Regions from separate parts of the Homo sapiens genome. Here region 2 is linked to region 1. The links are chromatin loops, found by intact Hi-C in ENCODE. Cell type or tissue: chondrocyte. All regions are shown on one strand. Links, peaks and the distances in the headings refer to the core of each region. The heading gives the core; the rest is flanking DNA.

Evidence for each region. A loop is a pair of places that touch in the nucleus more often than their neighbours do. Peaks named below come from ENCODE experiments on the same cell type or tissue, not always from the same donor. Only the 100,000 strongest peaks of a DNase experiment are listed, where the experiment ranks them.
Region 2: it touches region 1 in a loop (3-fold over the local background); 15 of 110 quality-filtered maps call a loop at or near these places.

What each region holds. Positions count from the first base shown.
Region 1 is chr12:20,364,428-20,370,927 of GRCh38, reverse strand. PDE3A (phosphodiesterase 3A) reads right to left here and starts at 2,391. Exons shown (of 16, transcript NM_000921.5): 1 at 684-2,391. The coding sequence starts at 1,643. It overlaps PDE3A-AS1 (PDE3A antisense RNA 1), which reads left to right and starts at 672. Exons shown (of 2, transcript NR_186033.1): 1 at 672-1,087. RefSeq lists a silencer at 1,059-1,353. In chondrocyte, for the core only: CTCF peaks have their summits at 1,033, 1,234 (motif pointing right) and 2,494; DNase peaks (open chromatin) are centred at 1,117 and 1,297.
Region 2 is chr12:19,990,790-19,996,758 of GRCh38, reverse strand. No RefSeq gene overlaps it. Among named protein-coding and RNA genes, the nearest start is that of LINC02398, 21 kb to the left of the region's middle. In chondrocyte, for the core only: CTCF peaks have their summits at 1,380 and 1,602 (motif pointing left); no DNase peak of the experiment used is centred there.

The DNA.
Region 1 (6,500 bases), core at 1-2,500:
AGACATATTATTCCCCAAGTTGAAGTTTGTGATACAAAACACACTAGCATGTAATAATGTATGCCCCTAAATTATATTTAAAAACAAATTGGGCACCATCAGCTGCAGTCTCTCCAAATAAAACTTACTGCAAAACCAGAAAATGTGTATCAATTCCTCACCTTCAAGCACAGCTTGCTTTGCTCTAGAATCTTTTTACTGGTTTTCATAAATGTTTAATATCATTTCATTAAAAAGATTTTACTTTTTAAAAAGTAGAAATCTAGTAAAATCTATGTGTTAAAAAAATCACTCATTGCTAAAATCTAAACTTAATTCTAAAATTTCTGCTAAGGAAGGAAAGCGTAAGAGTACTGAAAAGAGTAGGCAAGCCATACACCAGGTGTAGCAGATCTAAAAAGTTGGCCCAGCTGTGGAAGACCCTACACATGCCATCTAGTTTTGTTAATTGTGTTTCAGTCGTTCAGGTTATAAAACTACTGTGTGAAAGAGAGGGCAAAAAAACAAAAAAAAAAAAACAAAAAAAACAAAAAAAAAACCTGCTAGTTTCTTAATTCTGAAGTTAGACCAGTTTTCTAGGCTATCTTCCCTTTAGTTCCCAGCGCTCGGATTCTCTCCACTCTGCGCCGGTTGCCAAGTGTTTCAAGTTTCCAAGAGCCGAGAGAGGAGTTGCCAGTGCTTACCTGTTCCCTCGGTATACAGGGCAGGGAGGTCCTCCGATGGGACTTGCTGCTGCAGCCGGACATCTCGGCGGACACGACGGAGCTGGACCGCCTCCTCCTCTTAAACACCGGGATATCTTCCTTGGTCCCAGCAATCAGCTGGGACCCCAAATGCTCCCTTGGAGCCGCCTCCGCGGACTGCGGCAAGATTTGTTCCACGTACCTGGCCAAGAGGATCCCCAGCACGCCGGCCAGGTACGCCAGGTAAGGTCTCCAGGCGACCTTGAACCTCTCTAAGGAAATGAGGGACACGGTCCTGACCGCGCTAGTCAAGGCGATCATGAGGACGCCCAGCCTCAGCCTCAGCACCAGCCATGTCGCGGCGGCCAAGCAGCTGAGCACCACCCCCGCGGCGGGGAGTGAGAGTAAGTGATCCTCCCCGACGCCCAGCCCAATCTGGACGAGCGCTTCCCCCCCGCAGCAGGCGGCCAGCAGCGCGACAGCCAGAGGCAGGCGCACCCCGGCGCGCAGGAGGTACAAGCCCATCCAGAAGAAGGCACACAGGAGACTGAAGAGCAGCGCCGAGGGCTGCAGCCAGGGGCTGAGCCGCGCACCGCCCCCGGGAGCACCTCCCCGAGGCCCCGGGAAGACGCCCCCTTCTGCTCCCGGGGCTGCTTCCTCCTCCTCCGCCGCCGCCGCCTCCTTACACTGCTCCAGGTCACAGCCGACCTCCCCGCGGACCAGCCTCACCAGCAGCGCCAGCAGAAAGGACAGGGAGCCCGCGCACAGCGCGGAGGAAAGTTTCCGAGAGCTCCGGAGCGGCTGCAGCACCAGGTCTCCCCAGCAGCCACGGCAGCCCGAGTCCCGCGGCGATGCGGGGTCCGCACGATGGTGGCAGTCCCGGCCCGCCGTGGGGGCTTGACTCACCCCACTGTGGACGGGCTTGTCCCTGACTCGTGCAGCGTCGCCGGGCACTGCCATGGTATAGGGTGCCCTCTTCACTGAATTCCCAGTGGCCCCCCGACGCCCCCGCCCCGACCCACGCGCGCGCGCGCACACACACACACACACACACGCACGCACGCTCTTCCCAATTCCACCCTCGGAATCCTTCTTCTCCCCAGGCCCACAATCCACTGAAAGTTTCAGCTTTCGAATAACTCCTGGAGAATGCTAGATGCTCCAATGAGACTTCTTCAAGTTAAAGGCTAGCACGCTCAAGTTGAAAACAAGCACGGGCAGAAACGATCAGGATTCCCCTTTTCTCTCTTTGAATATCTTTCACAGATTCTCTGCTCCACCCCCACCCCCGACTTATATCCTCCGGGGTCTCTTCCTACTTCAGGATTTCAAAAATTGCCCAATGCATCCCGCGCGCAGGAGCCGCTGACGCTGGAGGAGCCGGGGGCGCAGGGCGGGCTCCGGGCCATTCCGAGGCGCAGCTCGGCGCTGCGCTGCGCTGCAGCGCGCCGGGCCCGCGGCAGATGGAGGTCTCCCTTCTCCTCCTTCCTGCAGCTCTTTTTCTATCACTCTTTCTTTCTCCTCGGCCGATTCTCCCCGGCACGGCCCCAGGACGCGAATCGCCATTCCCTGGGGCAGAAAGCAAAGCCTCCCCCGCCTCTGTCAATCCAATTCATGGCAAAGGATGGAAAAAAAAAAATGGACAAGGGGCTGAGAAATAAGAAGTTGCTAAGTCCCGTCGGAGAGAGAGCCAGACCGAGAGACTAGCGGCAGCCGCAGAAGGGAGGGAGGGAGAAGGAGCGAGTAAGAGAGGAAGGGAGGGTGAGAAGAAAGGGAGGGTGAGAAGGGAGAAGGAGATTTGCTTTTTTTTTCCCTCCCCACTTCTATTTGATGCAAGGTTGGTGGTGATTTGCAGTTTTGCAAAGGGGAAACGAGTGGCGACGACTGCTTAAAATTGTATAAAACTGGCAACTGGAGTGATCGACAATTCCGCTTTCTTTCTTTAAGGCAACTCCCTAGGAAAGCTTTCTCAGCCGAGCTCCCGCCCCCTCCTGCGGAGGAGGCGCTACCCTCAGCTCGATTGCTCCTTTGCTGGGAAAGCGGCCGGTTCACCCTACAGGCTGGAGCAGGGGCTGCTGAGGCTGATCCACCGCGCAGCCCACCGCAGCCCCGGGGTGTGGGGGGCTGCGGCTAGCCCTGAGGCTGAGCTCCCTAGAACGTTGGAAGGAAAAAAAAAAAAAAAAGATTGTGTTTGCCTACTTGGCAGATGAGAGCCAACATACTTTCTACTGTCCCTGAAAATGACAGCCACTTCTACTGTCTGATTCAAAGATGTTCCCAAGTCAGGTACAACAGCAGTCCAATTTCAGGTGACAGTGTCATCCTTTGGTCGCTCCTGCTGGAAGGTCTGCTTTATGAGAACCCAAGCCTGGCCTGTTGGTTCAAATGATGGAAGAATCAGCCTTACCTAGACCACAATAGTATAAAAAGAAAGGAAGGAGAGGCAGCAGTCATTTAAATCCAGTGCATGAGTATTACACAATAGTTTTTGACTGTGGAAAGTAAAATTACATTGAGATTAAGTGACCGTATCCTCAAAAAAGGTTAACAAAGTTTAAAAGCCCAGATAGTTCATCAAAAAATAAAGAAAAATCTCAAGGGAGAGGTGAGGATAGGTGGGTTAACACTAGGAGAGATCTTAGAAGACTGTCTATGGCTGCAAAATACTACATCTTCGAGCAAAGCATATGAAAAAAATCAGGACCTTAGTTATTAATGAGTAAAGGTTCGTGTACTGCAGCAGTGTGATATTTGAGAAACTAAAAGAAAATTTTCAAGCTAACCTTTTTTTGGCAGATTATGAAAAAGAATTCAGTATCTGTTCAATGGACTTAAACTCTATTGATGTTCCCTGGGATCTAGTTGTCTTTTTAATATGATACTCCACTTTTAACATGGCTATCTTAGATGTCATTTGCCCTCACTAATAATAATCTTAATAATCCAATTTTGTCTTAATTATCTTGACATTCCAGGTTAAAGTGTATTTACAGCCTAGAGCATTTAGATAATTGATTCAATATGCCACTGTATTTTGTATGTAGACATGAAGCAATAAAAAAAGCCAAAAGGAGATCCTTGAGATAAAATTAATTTATGGGGACAGGGGGAGAAGATGACTTAAGTTTTAAACAGCTTCATGGGAAGCAGCCTGTTCTAGTAGAAGGCAGATATACTATAAAGGTATAGCTTCTCTCTGTCAGATGTCCAGAATTGTGCTACCACACAGGAGTATGAGTTGGGCAGCTAGTCAATGGCAGTGGGCACCATCTGTTTAATAATTAAGGAAACAGGAGCAGCAATGTCTTTGCCAAAGACAAATGAGCCCCCTAGCACGCACACATACTTTCATGAGTTTCCTTTTTAGACATATGATTCATATGCCAGATCCTACCTGGGACACATCGGAGTGAAAAACCTTGATTGGAAAATCATTCATATCTGTTGGCATCAAAAATAACATATTAAAATAATAAACCAAAAATCTGGCATATATCAAGGTTAAAAAGAAAAGCATAGTAAGGGAAATTTTAGAATATTTCAATTTTATCTGTCCCCTACCCCCACAATTATCTCAGTTCTTTAGAAAATTTAATATAATATTATCATAAAAACTGAACACTTAAGGTATGGGAAGCAGATGTTTTTTAAAAGTTGTAACAGGAAAAAATGGCATTTGCTAATGGCAGCAAAACAAGAATATTCTAAATCCATGTGTTAATAACATCCTGGAACTCTTCAATAAAATAAGGAGGCAATGTCCTGGCATCCAGGTTTCTTTAACAAATCATAATCAAAAAGTTATTTGTCCCATCAAAAGGAAAGAAGGTAGATTTTTCTCCCCATACCATCCAGAACCCAGAGGCAAGTGAACAAAGACAACAAAATGCTAATGTTAGAGAGATGCAGAAACCTGCAGGGCTATACTAACTGAAAGAAGCGACTAATAATGTACCTTTAACAGAGTATATTAAATGAAATAAGCTGCAATACATAAACTGGATAGGGAGCAATCACATATAAACACTGCCTCTTTTCTACAGATAGTGGTGAGTCCTAGTTCAAGAAAGTGACAACACAGCCAAAGAATAAGGAAAATGTTGTACGTGCAGAAAAATAGTAGAGCATGGACAACAGAAATAAAAATTTAAGTTTTACTTGATAAATCTTCCACTTAGTCAAATCTAGCAAACATGTTTTTACAGTTTTTTGGGAAAAGGATCTAACCCTTCACATTTGAGCTTTATTAAATATAGTTAAGCGTCAGGGGATTCTATTGTAAAATTCAGTAAGTTTACGTTCCGTAGTATGGGTTCAATCATTCTCTGCTACCTATCTGATTATTATATATTTATATCTAATAGGTACCTAAAACATAAGGTATCCAAAACAAAATTCTTAACTTACAATTCCCTTCCTACCTATCCCCTACCCACCCAAACTATATTTTCTCAATCTTGTTACATCCCAGTAAAGAACATAACCATCTACCTAGTTGCTCAGGCCCCAGAAGAGGGAACGGGTCTTGATTCTTTCCTTTGTTTATCTTGTTTTACTTTTAGTCGATTAGGAAATCCACTTGATCCTGTCTCTAAAATATATTCTAAATCCATTTACTTTTCACTGTCCCTCTTATAATAACCTGCCAAAGACCCATCATCTTCCTTGGCCAGGACAAGTGCAGTAACTAACTGATCTTGCCCTACTTATAATTCATTTTCTATATAGCAGAGTAACACTTTAAAAATATAAATTGAATTATGTCCCTCCCCTATTTAAAACTACCCAAAGGCTACCCATCGTACTTGCAGAATGCAGTCCTCATCACAGTCCTCATGACAGTCCTACAAGGACCTTCATGATCTTTCCAAGTAATTCTCTCTGACCTCTCCTCCTATTCCAATGCTCCTACTTCACTGGTGAAGTACTATTTATTAGAACTTTCTTCAATGACAAATAGACCCTCTGCTGTCCAACATGGTTGCCACTAACCACATGTGGCCATTGAATACTTGAACCATGGTTGGTGTCACTGAGGAGCTGAACTTTTGTATTTTATTTTAATTTAAATTTTAATACATTCACTTGGCTAGTGTCTAAAGGAATGGAGAATGCATCTCTAATACCTCAGGCCACCTTTGTGTTCTTCATACATGTGAAATGGGAAACCCTGTTCAGGGCCTTGGTATCCAGAGATTTTCACATAGCTGGCCCCTTGTGCTCCATCAAGTCTAACCTCAAATGTTACTTTATTTTAGAAAGGCTTTTTTTCCAAGAATCTTATCAAAAATTTTTGGACACCCCATGTACACATACACACTTTTTCTTTCACTATCATACTACCCTGTTTCATTGTATTTATAGCACTTATCACTATACAAAATGGTCTTGTTCGTTTATTTGTTTTCTCACTTATCATTTATCTCTGTTCACTAGGGTGTTAGTGCCATGTGAACAAGGACTCTGAATAGCTGTCTTGTTTGCTGTGTATCTCCAATTACCAGAATAGTGCCTGGCACATGGTGGAAGCTTGTCTTAGTCTGTTTACTGTTGCTATGAAAGAATACCTGAGATTGGGTAATGCGTCATCAGGTGATTTCATCATGTGAACATCACAGAGTATACTGACACAAACCAGATGTGTGACCTACTACACACCTCGGTTATATGGTATAGCCTATTGCCCCTAGGCTACAAACGTGTACAGCATGTTACTGTATTAAATACTCTAGGCAACTGTAACACAATGGTAAATCTTTGTGTATCTAAACATAGAAAGGGCACAAAGTACCATATTATAATCATATGGGACCACTG
Region 2 (5,969 bases), core at 506-3,005, 370 kb after region 1:
GGGGTAGTTGGGTATGAGAGAAAATTTCTGATTGTTGAAATAAAAGAGAAAAAAGGTTTTGGAAAAAGAATATTTGATAAGCATGCTTGAATGACATCCTATCTGCTATATGATATAAACACTTTAAGTGACCCGCAAAAATTGTATTAAAACTAAAAATGTCACAACATGCTTAAGGTGATCCAATCTTTTGTGGATGCTTCTGGAAGTTAACCCAAAGCCAAAGTAAAATCAGCCTCGGAAGGCAAAGAAACAGCATCCATGTAGATCATGTTAAAAACATCTTAGTAACATGGTAAAATTCTGGGAGTCAGTGCTCTCCAATGTGAGAATCACTTCTCTGTGTAGCAGCTTCATGCAGAAACAAAAACATAAAATCAATAACAATAAAATGTTCTAGTTGTAGCCCCAGGTGAGATATGGTGAATTAGTCCAACTTTGCCTTTGAGTGAGTACTCTTCATAGGTATCACCCAGGCCCTGTAGCCTCACCAATATTTTTCTAGAATGTTCTAGAAGTTGTACAGGCAAACTATTCAGATACAATCTGCACTAAGTTCAGTTAGAGAGCAACAATGAAAGTTGCTCATTGATAGTATTTGTTTTGCCGCCTTTGGGGAGATGAAGAGGCTGGCAGAGCACTTACCAGAAAGAAGAGGGGAAGACAGAAGAAAATTTACTTCAGACTGTTAACTGAATGCTTAAATGGTTGTAATTGGGTTGATGAGGTCTAGAGTTCTTAAATGACTCATTTATATTTCTACTGCCATTTAAGAAAACATTTAAATTATTCATCTCAACTTTATATTTAAAAATCGTTCTATTAAAGAAGGAACCAAGAAAGTGATTTAAAAAAAAAAATTCTTCAACTGGTCAAAAAAAAAAATATATGAGCTACTGCATACCAGGACTCTACTTCTGGTATTTTCACTTCATTGAAAGTTTTATTTTCTTTTTTTTCCAACTCCTGCATACTGGTTTCTTTTTCTACATGTCTAAGTTCTGGCACTTTCACTTCAGTATTGATTTGTGTCAAGAACAATTATAATTTTCATAAGATATTTAAATTTTTATGAAGATAAAGAAATACTGCTATTAGCCAAAGGTCTATCATTTGATTTCATTTGATCGTTGATTTCAAGGATAAAAGAATCCTGACTGAGGGTGACTATTTTCCACATTGTAAGGAGAAATCATGCCAGTCACCAATGAGCACCACACAGCTGCCATACCTGTGATTTACACCTAAAGTAGAGCCTTCCACATTGTTTATGATAACATAAGATGGATGTGGTGAAATTGTTTAAAGTTATTAACTAGTAAAGGAAACCTTTTCTAACCTCCCTATGAAATTATTTTAGACTCTCTCCATTTATCCACAAGTAAATCTGAAGTATTGTATTATAACTTTATTACAATCAAATAAAGTCAGTTAACTTTATTTGATTTAACTCCCTATGAGAACTAAGTTCATATCACTTCCAAAGCCTTTTAAAGATCAAAATATTTGCTTATCCCAGATTTTACCTATTAGGATTCTGTAAGAAATTATTAAAAATATGGACATATAAATTGCAATGTAATAGTTAACATGCCATCTCCCTCTACTGGATAGAATTAAAAATCAAACATTACTCTAATATATTCACCTAAAGTTGTGTTTACATAGTGGTTTCATGGAGACATAAATCAATTAACCTCATACCTTATCCTAATTTCTAATTCTACCATGAAAGAAAATGTCATGAATTGTCTTCTTTCACTGATTTTGCTGTGTAAATGCTCTCTCCTTTCCCATGTTGAGCGTGGAATATAAGGTAACAATAAATATGTGTAATTTACATATCATATGACTATAATTATTCAGTCCATGATTAAGGTAAAATTTCTTTAAAAACACATAATTTGGGAGATCTACAGCTATTCTAAACAAAGAATAGGTATCATTGTTACTTCAAAGTCAGGATTTCCAAATTCTTTCTTTGGTCATATTTTTGGGTGAGGAATATTTAGGTCCAGGTGTTCAAATATAGCCCTTCATATCTTAAGACAGAGAGTTACTGTTTGGTTAATATAAGAAAGCCTTTCTCATTTGATAATTCACAAAATACACTGAAATGAAGTATATTCTTTTATATGGGGTAATGTAGAACAAAGGTCTGGATTCAAACACTACATGGAACTTAGCAAATGTGTTACATTGGCAATTTATGTAGTCTCTGTTAGGTTCAATCTCCTCCTCTCTAAAATAGAGCTAATCATCACATTTACTGCTTAGGGTTATTTTTAGTATTAAATAATATAATGTAAAAAAAGTGTTTATCAAAGAACCTTATACAAAGGAAATGCTTTATTTATTTTTTATTATACTTTAAGTTCTAGGGTACATGTGCACAACGTGCAGGTTTGTTACCTAGTATACATGTGCCATGTTGGTGTGCTGAACCCATTAACTCGTCATTGACATTAGGTATATCTTGTAATGCTATCCCTCCCCCATCCCCCCACCCCACGACAGGCCCCAGTGTGTGATGTTCCCCACCCTGTGTCCATGTGTTCTCATTGTTTAATTCCCACCTATGAGTGAGAATATGCGGTGTTTGGTTTTCTGTCCTTGCGATAGTTTGCTCAGAGTGATGGTTTCCAGCTTCATCCATGTCCCTGCAAAGGACATGAACTCATCCTTTTTTATGGCTACGTAGTATTCCATGGTGTATATGTGCCACATTTTCTTAATCCAGTCTATCATTGATGGACATTGTACAAAGGAAATGCTCAATAAATGTTAACTATTTTTAAATTATACTAAACATGAGTTTAATGAAGCTACTGACAAATTTAAAGTATGTAAATGAATCCTAGGAAACTATATTTTTAACTAAAACACAGAGATAATAATGCATTTGCTCTTTAATCTCCTCCTTGATAGCCAAAACTGACATTAAAACCTAAAAATGTAAAGCAGCAGAAAAGACTGAATAGATCTGAAGAGGACTTTTCAGATTCTATTTCATACAATCCCCCTGATTTTCACCTAGGAAAGAACCAGCACCCTGAGAGGTAAAACGATCTCTAATGGCAATAGAACTAGAGTGTAGCCATTCAGGTAACAGAGCATGGAGCAAAAGCCAAGGCCCCCAAATCCTAATCCAGTATACCTCAAAACGTCAAACTTTCTCCTGACAACAGATGCTTTTCCTGTCATGGCTACTTGTTCTATATATGCAAGAAATACAAATATACAATGCATGATGCAAATTATGATGTGACTAAAATGTGTAAATGAAATGAGTGTATGTAGTCCCTAAGAAACAGACACCATAAAGATAAATTTCAATAGTTTAAATTACATAGAGGAGGTTACATTATTTCTCTTCAAATTATATTTATGTTATCTAATTTTTTTCTTAAAGTCAACCCTATAAAGTAGGAAGGACATATTTTATTAACTGCATTTTAAAGAAGAGGAAACTGAGACCCAGAGTATTATGATTTCATAGCTAGTGACGGGAGAAACAAACATCGGGTGTTTGGACTCCTGGTCAAACTTTTTTTTTTTTCAATGTTTCTTGCATTGTTTCTTGGTGGTGTTTTAAGCTATGACATTGATATCCTCCATCATTCATAAATGTTAAATGCATAGAAATAGAATCATCCAAATGAACATATATTTTGATGTATATAAAATCAAATATGTATCCTAGAACATACGTTATCAAGAGTTTCATCTCAGAAAAATGTCATGGTCATTGTTAGTTTTAAATTAATTTAAAATATAAATTGACAGAATCTTTACTTCCTACAATAAACCCTTTGAAATAAATTTAAGATTACAATCAACTAGGAATAGAAAGATTTAAAATGTGTCATTAAAGTACCTAATATTAATCAGTTATCTTTTAAGACTCAAAAGTCGTTCACATTTGAATAAAACTTAAAGGAGATATCTTACAGGTAAATCATAGACTCTGAGTTGAATTTTTTAAAATGACCTTCATTCTAAAGTGTCCCCTTAAAGATATCCTGAAATGTTGCTAAGTAGAATAAAACAAATTCTATGGACTGTACTTTAACACTGTGATAGATTCTATTGATGTAAAAGCATTATCACTACCCACCCTGGTCAGATAATACCTTTCCCAAGGCAGTAGGGCAATAAAGATCTGCTAAGTCATGCTGTCAGGATCATAAATTTTTTTCTGGGAAAAGCAGTTTACCCCTTTGCCACATGTACTGCCAGGATTAGAAGCAAGCAAGGGAGTCGTAGGAGGAAGGGACTTTCAGGGTGTGGTGTTCCCAGACATTGCTTTGAGCCCTTGGCAGTGGCAAAGTGACTCTGTCCGCCCCTCCCAGGGAGCTGACCAGAGCTGTACCTGGAATTTGTAAAAAGGCAGATGACATGATCATGACAGGGAATGGGGAGAGTGGCTAAGGTAATGAGACCAGTTAGATTAGTGAGACTCCGGTTTAAGGTTCTAGGAGGCAACTGGCATGGTAAAAAGAGCATGGCATTTTTTAATTGGATGGATCTGAGTTTGAATTTCTATTTCTCAATTTATTCACCATCAGCATGACTATAAGTAAGTTAACGTCTCCATTTAAGCCTATGAACTTTTGTATGCCTCAGTTTCCTCATCTGCAAAATGAGACAATGCCCATTAGGGCGCTGTGGATTAAAGGAGCTAGTAAAGCCCTTAGAACAGTGCCTGGCAACATGGTAAATTCTATTTAAGTGTTAGTTATTTTTGTGTGTTATTGTCTCTCTAAGCTTCGACTTTCTCATCTGGGGAAATGAGGATAACAGAACATGGCTTGTAGAGTTCTTTGGAGGATTATGTGAAAATTGAGTACTTTATACATGGTGGATGTTGTTGCTGTTGTTGTTTTATCTATTATTTTTGTTGTTTTTCTCCATGCATGTTAGTTATTTGTGTTGGACCGTGGTACCATACACTATTTTGCTAACTAAAAAAAAAAAAAAAATGAACTAGATCTTTCACTAGTTATAGGATGACAGCCTATGAGACAAGTCTGGAATTTAACCTCAGGGTTGCCTAACTAATAGAAGATACTATACCCAGACAAAGTAAGTAAATAATTGATACTGAGTTAGGTTGAAAAGGTCCTTCCTACAGGTGATAAAATGAGAGTATAAAATTCAGTGTCAGAAATACACTTGGATGATTCAGTTTTAACATCTCCAAGCTTAAAATGTATTCCACAGAACAATTCTTCCTTATATGTTCTTTGTCACATTGCTGCTAATGTTCATTCATGATAAATAGTTTGCCAGAGTCAAAGCGAACCCTTCCTTGTAGTCTCAGTTAAGACTTGAACACATTCTTCAGGTTGAACAAGGAGCAGTGACAAGTGATCCGGTCTACAAATTTGCAGATCATGTTTCTACATGAGGCTGCACTAACATTGCCAGTGCTACCAGCAACGAAGTATCCTGGGGCAAAACTGAGCCTGCACTGCAGGACCAAACCTAGGGGGAGGCTCTCAGCTTGGCTGCAGAAAACTCAATAAGCAAGATAAATAATACTGTAGTGCAATGTTCTAAAAAAAAAAATCAAAACAAATGTAAAAAAATCCATGATAAGCACAGTATCAAAATTTTAAATAAAGTTAGTGAATTAGTTTTCTACGGCTGCCCTAACAAATTACCTTAAATTTATTTGTGTAAAACAACATACATTTATAATTGTACTGTTCTGCATACCAGACGTCTGACATGAATCTTACTAGACTAACAACAAGACGTCGGCAGAGCTGCATTTCTTCTGGAGGCTTGAGGGGAGGATCTGTCTTCCTGCTCTTTTCCAGCATCTAGAGGCTGCCTGCATTTCTTTTCTCCTGGCCCCCTTTCTCCATCTTCAAAACCAGTAATGGTAGGTTGAGTCTTTCACACATGGAATTACTCTGACTTCCTGCCTCCCTCTCCCTCTTAAGGATCCTTGTGATTACACT